Regions from separate parts of the Mus musculus genome. Here region 2 is linked to region 1. Evidence: chromatin contacts called from ENCODE Hi-C or POLR2A ChIA-PET data. All regions are on one chromosome and are shown on one strand. The core of a region is the stretch at or near the end of the contact, and the rest is flanking DNA. Distances in the headings are between cores, read along the strand shown. Region 1 holds the start of 1700042G07Rik (RIKEN cDNA 1700042G07 gene). Region 2 holds the start of Pik3r3 (phosphoinositide-3-kinase regulatory subunit 3).

What was found. A loop is a pair of places that touch in the nucleus more often than their neighbours do. ChIA-PET counts read pairs that join two places held with the same protein, here RNA polymerase II (POLR2A).
Region 2: a loop to region 1 is called in a map of heart, with 6 times the contacts of the local background. The contact joins the promoter of Pik3r3 here to the promoter of 1700042G07Rik in region 1. A Hi-C loop is called at or near these places in 14 of 37 maps with a recorded cell type or tissue (adrenal gland, gastrocnemius, heart and 2 more). POLR2A ChIA-PET finds 5 or more read pairs at or near these places in 4 of 5 experiments (Patski and embryonic stem cell).

The regions. Positions count from the first base shown.
Region 1 is chr4:116,170,173-116,176,321 of GRCm38, forward strand. 1700042G07Rik (RIKEN cDNA 1700042G07 gene) reads left to right here and starts at 3,200. Exons shown (of 2, transcript NM_001099295.2): 1 at 3,200-3,457; 2 at 3,992-4,125. The coding sequence starts at 3,229. The coding sequence ends at 4,035.
Region 2 is chr4:116,218,962-116,225,110 of GRCm38, forward strand. Pik3r3 (phosphoinositide-3-kinase regulatory subunit 3) reads left to right here and starts at 2,647. Exons shown (of 10, transcript NM_181585.6): 1 at 2,647-3,452. The coding sequence starts at 3,347.

The DNA of each region.
Region 1 (6,149 bases), core at 1,950-4,449:
ACCAACCTGGCTTTATTTCTTTCGAGAAGAGGTCTCACTCTGTAGTTCCAGACTTGCCTCAAACTTGGACAGCTGAAGCAGGACTGTGTCAAGCGCTAGGATTGCAGTTGTGAAACGCCACACCCAACTAACTAGAATTCTTGGTCGTCCTGCCTCAGCCTCCCTAATGCTAGAGTTCCAGGTATGTGTCATCCCACCCCACTACTCTGCCGAGATTTGTTTTTCTGTCTCCGTTTCCTGGTCTGTGTAAGAGAGTAGTTGACTCAGAACAAGGAGCACTAAGAGGTCAGAGCAGAGAGCACTACTAGCGTGATTATGGGATGGATTTAGGGGAGGGATGATGATGGGAGAGAGATGGTATGTGTGTGTCCTGCTAGGGACAGCACCCAGGGCTTTGCACACCAGAGACAAATGCCCTGTCGCTTGAGCTACGTTCCCTGACTTGAGGAAGTGGATTGATTTTTATGACTACTTTTGTTTTCTTGAGAAACGGAGTCACCATGGAACCCTGGCTTGTGTAGGACTCACTATGTAGCCTCAGTTGACCTTGAACTTGCAATGGTCTTTCTTCTACCTCTACCTCACAAAGTGGGGGAATTTCTGGCTTGTGCCACTACACCCAAAGAAGTGGGTTTTTATTTGTGTTGGTGAGTGCGTGTGTGTTCATGTGTGTGTGTGTGTTTATTCACATGTATGCAGGTGCCTACAGAGGTCAAAAGAAAGTATCACCTGGAGGTGCTGGGTGTCTCCTGCAAGAGCAGTAAGCATTCCTAACTGCTGAACCATCTCTCTAGCCCGGAAGTGGATTTTTTAGTTTGTTGTTTTTGATTGGAAGGAGGCAACTGTAGAGACAGAGAAAGCAGATAATATTACAGGTAATAAGCCAGTGGGACATGCCTGTATTAGCAGCTACTCTGGAGGCTGAGGCAAGAAGATCTTTTGATCCTACAAGCTTAAAACCCTTCTGGCCAAGAGGTGGTAAGATCCCATCTCAAAACTGAAACAAATGGGCAGAGCTTGGTGGTCAGTACCCATTATCCCAGCACTCAGGAGGCAAGGGCATGTGGATCTCTGAGGTCCAGCCAGTCAGAGCCATTCCAAACTATACTATAAAGCTTGCCTTAAATGTGCAACATGCTTTGGATTTTTTGTTTTGTTTTTTTGCACAACAAAACTATAAAATAGACTTTTGTTTTTTTTGTCTGTTTGCTCTAAGTTGTTTTTGTCTGCTTATTTGGTTGGGTTGGGATTTTTGTGATTGTAGGTCCCACATAGGCCATCCACTGACTCTATGAAGCTAAAGATGACCTCAAACTCTTGAAGCTGTTGGCTCCCACCTCCACATGGGTTTTAGGTGGGATTATAGGTGTATATTGCCACCATTTTAGACTTTCTTTTTAATCCATATTTTCTTTTTTTTTTCTTTTCTTTTTTTTTTCTAAACAGGGTTTCTCTGTGTAGCCCTGGCTGTCCTGGAACTCACTCTGTAGACCAGGCTGGCCTGGAACTCAGAAATCCGCCTGCCTCTGCCTCCTGAGTAGGCGTGTGCCACCACGTCCGGCTAATCCATATTTTAAATACAGGGAAAAAAACAGAAGCCCAGAAAGCCAAAGGACCTGTTAGGGTCACATAACTTGTGACTGGTAGAGCCAGAACTCAACCTGTCAGTCTACCCTAGACACTAATGGAATCTCTAAGGAGGCAGGCAAGTGACGTCCATGAAGATCCGGGATGGAGACTTTGGCCCAGAGCCTGAATAAGGACAGAGGCTCACAGGAATAGTGGCTAAAAGTTAAGGAAGTCAAAGTAGGGCATGGTGAGGCCCCAAGGTGCAGGAAGGATGACAGAAGAGAGACAGAGGCCTAAGGTGTGGAGAAACTGGCAAATCCAAATCCTCGGCTTCTTGGAGGGCAGGGTGACACTGTCATTCCTGTAGGCCTCCCACAAGACCCGGGAAGCCAGGGTTAGAGCCTCTTCCCCGTCATCCACAGGGCTTTCTCTTTCATCTCAGGAAGAACCCTGGGAGTTCACATTCTTCTATGTCCTGGTCGTTAACGAATATCCTGAATAAACAAATAATGAGCCTAGAGCAGCAAAAGATGGACGTGACCACTCTGGGCTTCAGACCCTCACTGCCTCTGATTCTGCGGCTACGCCTCACCAAAGCGGTTTCCTTACACTGTTAAGCTTCGTTATTTAGCGTCCGTATCCTTGGGTTCACCCAGTCGCTACATTCATCCAGAGTCACAAGACCAAGTCGGTGTCACTTTTGCAATTACGCACAGAGCATGTGCACAGAGGTAAAGGATCTGAGTGCCTAACATACACTTCTAGCTGAGGTCTGTGCAGTAGGACTTCCTGTCCTCACGAACGATTTAGCTCTTATAAACCAATGCTTTCCCAGGAGGCTAATTACGATCAATATTTTGCATTCGATTTCTTAAGGTTTTTTTTTGTTTTGTTTTGGGTGTTGTTGTTGGTGGTGATGATGATGATGATGAAGGTGCTGGTCCAAATAGCCCCAGCTGTGCTGAATATTATCTAATTCACACAAGAAAGCTGTGGTATACTTTAGAGGAAATGTTTGTGTTAAATACCCCACTTTCCCTTGGTGCTTCTGCCCCCCTTTTTTGTTTTATTTTGTTGAGACAGGGTTTCTCTGTATAGCCTTGACTGTCCTGGACCTCACTCCATAGGCCAGGCTGGCCTCGAACTCAGAGATCCACCTGCCTCTGCCTCCCAAGTGCTGGGATTAAAGGCCTGTGCTACTACACCTTGCTTTAGTATTTGTTAACTCAGTGTTTAGGGTGACTTAGTAAACTTCCCACTACTGCGAAGACTGAGTATTGACATCTATAAATAAGATTAACATTAGAATCTCTGCATAGGTCTGTCGTAGGATTCAATGAAATCATATTTGTGAAGTACTTAGCTTAGTATCTGGCACACAGCAGGTACTCAGTAAACGTTCTTAGTATTGTTAATGTGGGCGAGTTTAAACAAAAGTAATTTGTTTCCATCTGCCAAAGTTCCTTTCACCAAGGGATCTTGCTGTGGTTGCTGGGCTCTTGGGCTAGGCTTCTTGAACTGATTGTGAGGAAGTCTGAGCTATGGTTGGGTGGGGGATGGGACAAACCTGTAACAAAGAGCACCACCCTTAGGCAGGCTTCATATGTCATAGAGATTCAGTGCTTGGCCAGCAGAACCCCTCAGGAGCTCCCTGTAGCCATGGGGCCTTCTCAGCTTGTTCGAGCCCCTCGGCCTCCGGGCTTGACTTCTCCCTACCGAAGGCCAGGGATGGGTGGGCCCAGGCGCCGGTGTCCCAGTATGTTCAAGTGTAGCCGCAGGACATACCGGCAGAAACCCCGAGGCCCAACTGCCACCAATCCTGCCTCTGAGGCCACAAACATCAGTGACACGGACACTACCACCAGTGTATTGATTCTGTCACCTCGAGGTTAGTGGGGAAGTATGGAGGTGGAGAATCTGTGACTTAGTGTCCTGCTTTTGCACTGTAAGGACAACCTGTGAAAGTCTACCCTGAGAGCACACATCCTCAGATGACAAGAGAGCTTCAGTGGACAATGTCAGCCCTGGAACTGAGATGGAAGGCCTGGGGGGAGGTTGGGAGGGGTGAGCCCAAGGGGCCAGTGGGGTTTTCACAAATGCCTATTTTTCTTTGTGTGCGTGTACATATATGCATGTGTGCATGTATGTGTAAGCCAAAGGACATCTGCCTTTTCTGGCGACACTAGCCTAGACTTTAAGTAGGTCAGGCTGGCTAACAGGAGGGGTCCATGTGTCTCTGCCTCCACATTGCTGGCATTGATCAGCGTGTACCACCATGCCCAGCTTTTTCATCCGGGTTCTGGATTGACTTGGATCCTTAAAAGACTAACACTTTACTGTGCTACCTGTCAGCCTCCACATATGGTCTTGTTTTTGTTTGTTTGTTTTTTTAAATACCCTTCCTTCTTTTTTCTTTCTCCAGTTCTCAGATTTCTCTGTCAACCTGGGGGCTTTCTGGTCCTCTAGAAATGCCCAGAAGCTCGGCCTGCACTTGACCTGCTGCTCCAGAGGCTGTTGATGGTAGACAGCAAATACAACCATTCTGCTTAAGCTGTCTTACCCCATTCTGAAGTGCTCCAACTATGCGGGACATGAGGGCAGGGTTGGAGGTGGATCCACTTAGGGACAAAACTTAAGAGACAGCAGCAAGGATCACTGTGGACCACAGTGAAGTAGAGGAACGGTACAAGGTCAGCCAGACAAACCCATCTTTGTCCTCAGCATTTTGATCTGCCCTGTGATAAGGGGCTCTCCTGCCTGACACTCCCATGGGCACAAGGCGTCTTGGAAAGAATAAGAAGGCACAGATAAGAGACCGGATGAAAGACAGAACCCCAGGAGTGCTCTAGAATGAGGTACGCTGGTGCTAGTCAGTGTGTAGGTGTGGCTGCTAGCTGTGACAGAATGGGAACATTATGGCACATGTGGCTAGTGTGCCTTTATGACCAAATATGCTTCAGCTGTCAGCTGTGAGAGTCCAGGAGTGCTCATGAGGGCAGAGGCAAACCGTAATAGCATTGGCTCAGCTGAGAATGAAGGTCAGGAGGGGGAGGGGGCAGCCTGCAGGAAAAGGGGTGTTCAGAATGGTTAGTGTATGAGGAGGACATGTCACCTTCAGCATCCCCACCATCACCACCCCCACCCCACCCCCAGCCATCCTCTGAGGTCAGCGTTTTCCAGGACTGCCAGCTGAGCTGGGGCACTTGGGGGTGGGGCAAGACTGAGTTTGAGCCCAGGAAAAGGGGAGGGTGTTGCACTCTGTCTGGCCTGGGGATTTTCCATTTGGATTTCTGAATGCATGCCCATGTGACATCGGGTTTAAATAGGTTTCCATGAGGTTGTGTCTAGTGGTAGGAACATTGTGAGGGTCTTTGTCTCTAAAGTGTTGATTTTTTTCATGGGCTAGTATGAGAGTTGGGGGTGGGGGTAATCCCTAAGACCTTTGGTGGCCTCTCCTCTAAGATTTATGAAGCCTGGCTAACATCATTTGTTTCTTGTGAGAGGAAAACTGAGTTAAGTACATCTACTGTAAGCTTGCCAGAGTGTGGGATCCTGAGGGGAGGCCTGGGGCAGACAATTCACAGTTACATTGGGTCTTGGGTGTGCTGGGCTCCTTGAGATGGAAACAAACTACTGGACATTAATACCAGCTAGAAGGTGGCTGGACTGGTGTCCAAGGTCCACAAGGGGGTTCTGTACATACAAACACATGACATAGTCCATAAACAAATATGGACATGTAAATATAAGTAACTCACAGGTATATAACATAAAAAGCAAATATATGTATGTATCCAGACAAACGGATCTATAAACAGAGATCAGCACTAACAAGAATCCAATAGATACCCAGCCACCCCTTTGCAGGAAACATGCCCCTACACAGACATAAACATACATACACCCACACACAAGTTCACAAGTATACAGACACAGACACATGCAATCATACTCATGCAAACTCAGATACGCATAGACACACTCACCAGACTTCCCTGCCTTTCAGCTCTGAGGCCCAGATACCTCCCTCCCCAGTATCAGTGTATGCAATGTGTGCACACACACCTTTGTTTATGTATCTGTGTATCTGTGTCTTTGAGAGAGAGAGAGTGTGTGTGTGTGTTTCTGTGTATGTGTATGAGGGGGTTGATAAGCAGAGGGAACTCGATGACATCATCTCTTCTAGCTATTTTTAGCTCCATCTGCAATGACTTCTCCTCCATTACCCCTCCTCCTCCAGGTTCCCAATTCTCTCCCTCCAGGCTCTCAGAGATAGCAACAGCCAGAGAGTACCCACTCCTTAGTTTAGGTGGCCTGCTGCATGATTGGGTGCAATTCACAGACTCTCACCCAACCAGAGTTCTTTGGAGGCTGAGGACGGGGCTGATCTCCAGACTGGAGGAGGGGGCTTGAGCTGTGGGGTAACCAGAGCAGGTACCTGGGTTAGACCTGGCTGGTCTGCCACTCCTCGGGTGACTGTGCTTCCTCTCAGTCTGTAGCATCAGTAGCTACAGACTGTAGCTTGCTGTGTTTAAGGGAGGTGTTCGTGTTGGAGATGAGACAGGTGAAGACAAAATGAG
Region 2 (6,149 bases), core at 1,397-3,896, 48 kb after region 1:
TGCTGTGTTACCTTTTCACCCTGTCCTGATAAACCCTAGATATTGGTAAGGCCTGGGTGACTACTCTGTGTATCAGAAAGGGAAACCCATCACTAACTGGTCAAGCTCGGTCCAGGCAAAAGTTGCTGTGGAAACATGAAAAGCCATTATTATCTTTTCCACACTTTTGTCTCTTTAGTCTCATTTTCTTTGGGAATGCACAGGGAGGGACACCTGTGTATACCAACTTGCCCTTGACTGACTGCTCAGCCTTTTGAGTTATCTAATGTGAATACTTTTGGCACTCAGATATGGTGAAGTACAGACTGCTGGGAAGCCAGCCACAAATTAGAGTTGTTCTTCTAACATCTTCTACCTGAAGGAGCAGTTCAGGAGATTAAAATTAATGAGCCCTGCCCCAGAGCTGCTTAGCTTTTGAAATACATTTCAACTGAAGAGACAAAAGAAAGCATCTCCAGGATTCTAAAAGAATTCTAGTGTGCTTCTCTAATTTGTTTCCTTAGTGCTTTACCCTCTCTGTATTTTCTGAATTCTTGTCCTTTTACTTTGTATCCAGTTTGTACACATTTTGATTTTGACTGTTTCCTGGGCCTGTTTCAACTCAGTACACCCACATACACACACACACACACACACACACACACACACACACACACACACACACACACCCTCCCCCCCCCCCCCTTTTTTGTTTTTTTCCAGATAGGATTTCCTTGTGTAGACCTGGCTACCTTGGAACTAACTCTGTAGACTAGGCTGGCCTCAGACTTAGTTTTTGAACTCAAGAGATCTGCTTGCCTCTCTCTCTAGAGTGCTGGGTCTAAAGGAATGAGCCACCGTGACTGGCTTAACTCAGAGCACTTTTAAGAAAAGGTAGAACCCAGCTGGGCAGTGGTGGCGCATGTCTTTAATCCCAACACTTGGGAGATAGAGACAGGCGGATTTCTGAGTTTGAGGCCAGCCTGGTCTACAGGGTGAGTTCCAGGATAGCCAGGGCTACACAGAGAAATCCTGTTTCAACAAAACAAAGCAAAACAAAAACCAAACAAAAACAAACAAACAAAAAAACAAAACAAGAAAGGCAGAACCCTTTAGGAGGTAGAGGATTAAAAGTGGAGACCCTTCTAGAGGCCAGTCAATACACAGAGCTACTGAGGATAGGTTTTGCTCAAGCTTAAATCAGGTTGTCAACTCAAACACAATGGGCTTTGTTACTCCAGTGTAAAGAGGAAACAGCCGTTTTGGCCTCCTCAGACTGTATTGTATGGCAGGATGGCAATTCTAGGCACAGGTTAGCTATTCAGGGTTCCCCAGCAAGTTAATTAGCTGTTTCTGAAATGCATGAAAATGTTCAGCATTTTTTCTGAAGCAAGTCTCAGAACTTTAAGCTTGGAAGGAGGGACCTGTGTGTTAGGAAGTGGGAAACAGAAAAGCGCCTTTTTGGTAGGGGAATGCAACACCTGTGACTTACCACAGAAAACACACAGACACTGTAATTTAAAAAATCTATTTAATTCTTATTTCTTTATTTTCTGATTTGAGTACTAGAACTGGAGGGCTCGATGAGATGCCTCACTCTTTGCTTGAGCGTAACTATGGGTTCTAAAGTCCTTCAGTGTGAAGCGGAGTAGCGGGGGGGGGGGGGGATGACTCCCCAAGGAACATTCAAGGTTCAGGTACCCTCAGGGAGTGTGTGTGTGGGGGGGGTGGGGTGGGGGACGATGGGGATCTTGTCTGGACAGAGAGTCCTGCAAGTGGGCTTGGCGACCTTTGCTGTATCTGATGATTTAACACCGGGGTAGGGGAGGGCGAACGCAGCAAGGTGAAGAGGTTTGTGAGGAGGAACTCTGCCCAGAGACTTCCAATGGAGCAGAAGAGTGTGCGCCCCGCCAAGTGACAGCACGCCCCGCTGCCGCCGCTCCCCTCCCCCCGCAGCTAGTCTCCAGGCAGAAGAGTCTCGCGCCAGCCCGTTCTCCCCCTCGTCACTCGTCCGGGAGGACCGAGCCACAGCGGGAAGCCCCGCCAGTCTCCGGGCAGCTTGAGCCCCCGAGCGCTCGCCCAGCCTGTCAGTAACCGCCGTTTGCGCCTTCTTTCTTTCTCCACACCCCCTCTTCTTCCTCCTCTTTTCTTTTCCCCTCTGCCTTTGTCCCGCTTAGTAACTGAGGTCCGACCAATCGCCGCCTTACCGGCCGGCGCCGGCTATCTCCTGATTGGCTCGCTTGGGGCGCGCAGCCGTCTCCGCTCCTCAGCTGGAGCAGGGCAGACAAAAGACGCAGGCTCGGGCTCCGGCAACCGGGCTCAGCCAATCACCATCCGCCCCCCACTCTTGGAGGAGCTCGCGTGCGCCCGGCTCCGACTCCTGGCGAGCGGCCAGCGCCCGGACTGTACCATTCTGAGCGAGGCTAGGGGGTAATGGCAAAGTCTGATTAAAGTGTCGAGTCTCGCAGGCTGACGGGGAGAGTTAAAAGTCGAAGCGGAGGGTGGTGGCAGTCTTCATTTCTTAGGCACTTGACAATCTTTGCAGTTAAGGTGCAAAGGAGTGGAAAGGACAGTCGAGCTACCGGCTCTTCCTCCTGTCCTGCCCGGTTGGTTGGCGCCTCAGCGGGGGTGGCAAGGGGGGAGGGCGGGGGAGGAGGTCCCCTCAGCGCAGTTAAAATGAAACTCTAGTGGTTGGAGCCAGGGCAGAGCGTGAGGGGAGCCGGCGCTGTCGTGGTTACCTTTACTACTCGGGCACAGTCGAGCTGACTGGACTCTCCAAGGGGTCGCCATCCCGAAGCTGCGGAAGCTTGGGTTCCCAGCCTGACGCGAATAGAGCCCGAGTCCCAATCCCAGAGGGAATCGCTCTCCGCAGACCAGTGGGACCCCGAAACTTGAACGCAAACCCCCTTTTCAAGCCTTTGTCACTTCCCCAGCTTTCTCCCAACGCGTTCTTTTTTCCCCCTTCCTCTCCATTCTCTCTTCTCCGAAGGACACAAAAGTGGCTTCCGCTGAAAGATTAGGAGGCGGTGGGAGCTTTTCCCTTTGGAGAGCGATTGTGTAGGAAGGATTTTCGGGAAGCTGCTTTTTAACACCACTGCTCTTTGCTTTCCGAGCTTCCCTGTAACCCTCTGAGGTAAAAACCCCGTAGCTTGAAAGTTCGGGGTATTTTGTTGGGTGCTTTAGGAGGAGAGAAGAGGAGGACCTTGTCCTCATCCTAGTAGTTTGGCTGGACTTGTACTGGCCGTTGGAAACCCCCAAGTACATTTCCGTGTGGAACTTTTGCAAATATATATTTAGATTTTAAATATCAGATAAAAGATATATATGCTTTTTATATATTTCCCGACGACCTGCCCCTGACAGCGCGATGTACAATACGGTGTGGAGTATGGACCGCGATGACGCAGACTGGAGGGAGGTGATGATGCCCTATTCGACAGAACTGATATTTTATATTGAAATGGATCCTCCAGGTATTTGAGAGCAAACTTGTTATTTTTATTATTTTTTAAAATTTTTGGATGGGTCTGATTTGTGCTTAACAAAACCCCGGTGACGTTTTCAGGCCAGAAGTATTCTTGGGTGCGCCAGGTTCGGGATGAGGGGTAGATTGCAGTTATAGCTGCAGTAAAACTGCTCTGGCTTACACCTTTAAAGTTTGCAGTTAGGACCCTGATCCCATTGTCCTGAGGGGGTGGGGGCGGGGGGACTGGAGTGGGAGGAAAGACCCGTTTTGGTTTGGCCTTTGCATGTCATTCAGGGTTTTGACGGCCCTCCACTTTTTTTTTTTTTTTTAATCAAGATTTCTGCTGGCAAGGGATGTATTATAATCCATGCTTGAAGAATTTCCCTTTGTGGCGATTCCTTAAAGCTTATACTTTAGTGCAGTTATCTGCTATGGTTCGTTGTTATTTTACCTTGGTTAACTTTAGAAACTGAGTTGCCTTTGTGATTATTCATTTTGAGACTCCGTGCTTCTCTCATAGAAACCAAATGCCGGTTAGTGATTTTCAGGGATTGTGCGTTCTTATTCATTCATGGCCTTAGTCTGAGGCTTTTTTTCTCCTATGCATATAGTTTCTTAGGTCTGCATGTAGTATTTTACTACTCGTTAATTAATTTATGGTGATTTAACTTAATTTGGGGGGTAGAATTGATATAATTTCGACTCTTAAAAATAAAGAATCTTTCTCTTTCCCGTGAATGGGATATATACATATCTGTGATAGGTTTCTATATATGTACATGTGAATTGTACATATAAATATATTTTTATTTGAGGACTTTGAGGCCACTAGAGTTATTTTGTGTTTCTCACAGTGAAGGAGAAAACAAAACAAAACAAAGTTTTTTTGTTCTTTAAAGTGTGCCTCATTTTATGGTTATTATAGCTGTCAGATATTCAAACCCTCTTTGCATTTATAGATGGTGCTTTATGTAATGATTTTAAATAAGCAGAGGGCCTTTGTGATTCTTTGTTTTTAATTGAGGATAAATTGGTTGCCTTTTAAACTGTGTTATAGTTAACCTACAGAATAAAGTGTTTCTCATTAGAGAACCTTGCTTTTTATAAGACTATATATTTTTGGAAACATTTGAAAGGAATGGAGTCCATGCAAGTATAATGGAGTATAAATGTCTTGTAGAAGGTAGTAGCAATTATTTTTGCATCCTTGTGAGTGGCAAATTATCTTCTTTAAAAATTAGTGATAGTGTTAAATGGTGCCTTAGAAAGTAATAACAGTATTGAATGACCCTTTTCGGAAATTAGAAAGTAATAACAGTATTGAATGACCCTTTTCGGAAAACTCCTAGTGACCACCAAGAGTTTTTCTCTTTTCCTTTGTCTTAGTACTGTCTCCGTTTACTTTTGTGATTGTGGTGTGATCCACACGAAGCTCTCCAGTGTTTATAAAGTTTGCGAGATTTGCCACTGTCTATTGTGTGTTTTCCCTTTGTTTCCCCCAATGGTAAAGCAGAGCCTCTGTGACATACATTTGTCATTCATGTGTTCAGAAATCCAGGACATCACTGGTCTCTCTCCTGTAAAGAGTGAATAATGCTATATATCTGATTTGTAAGAATTATATATTCACATTGCCTTAGAATCATGCTGGGTCATAGAGTATCTTGCCTTCCAGACGTACAAAGGGGATTTATTGGGCGGGGAGTTGAGTAGGGAGGAGGATAGGAAGTAAAGAAGGTACTAATGATTGGAAAATTTTAATTTTGTGAAAAATACTGGCCAAGTTGAGCTGAATATATATATATATATATATATATATATATATATATATATATATATATATTATTTGTTTATTTTTGAGGCTGAATCAAACAATATAGCTCAGGCTAGCCTGTAGCTCTCTATGGTCTAGACTGACCTCTTAAACTTGCATTCCTCCTGTCTCATCCTCTGAAGTGCTAAGATTACAGGCATGTGCCACTATTTTTGGCTCCAAAATAATTTTTCAGAAAGCTATTGTAATTATACAAAATGTGGGTTTTAGTATGCATGTTTAGAAAATTCTGATCCAAACTTTCTTTTTCACTGAAATAAACTTTTGAATTTAAGATGTTTAATGTTTATCTTTTTTTTTTTGGTTTTTCGAGACAGGGTTTCTCTGTGTAGCCCTGGCTGTCCTGGCACTCACTTTGTAGACCAGGCTGGCCTCGAACTCAGAAATCCGCCTGCCTCTGCCTCCTGAGTGCTGGGATTAAAGGCGTGCGCATCCACGCCCGGCTTAAGATGTTTATCCTTAAATGAAATTCTGTATACTAAATATTCAGAACACTGAAAATACAGTTATACTGTGTTTTATATCCTTACTAGGATATGAAAGAAGCTGCTTTTAAATATGCTGAAACACTGACTATAAATTGAATTCATTTTCTTTCCTTCTTCTTTTTTTTTTTTTTGTCTGTTTGATTTTGAGATACTAGATTGTCCCTGTCTGGTGTAGAACTCAATATATGTAGACTAGGTTGGCCTTGAACTCACAGAGATCCACTTGCCTCTGCTTTCCAAGTGCTAAGATTAAAGGAGTAAGCCACCATACCTGGTCTAAAATGAATATGATTTTAACATGTGCATTACATTTTCTCATTATTTTAATTGTTTAATGCCAAATTATATTTTATTTAAGTTATCAGAAACCATAATAATTACT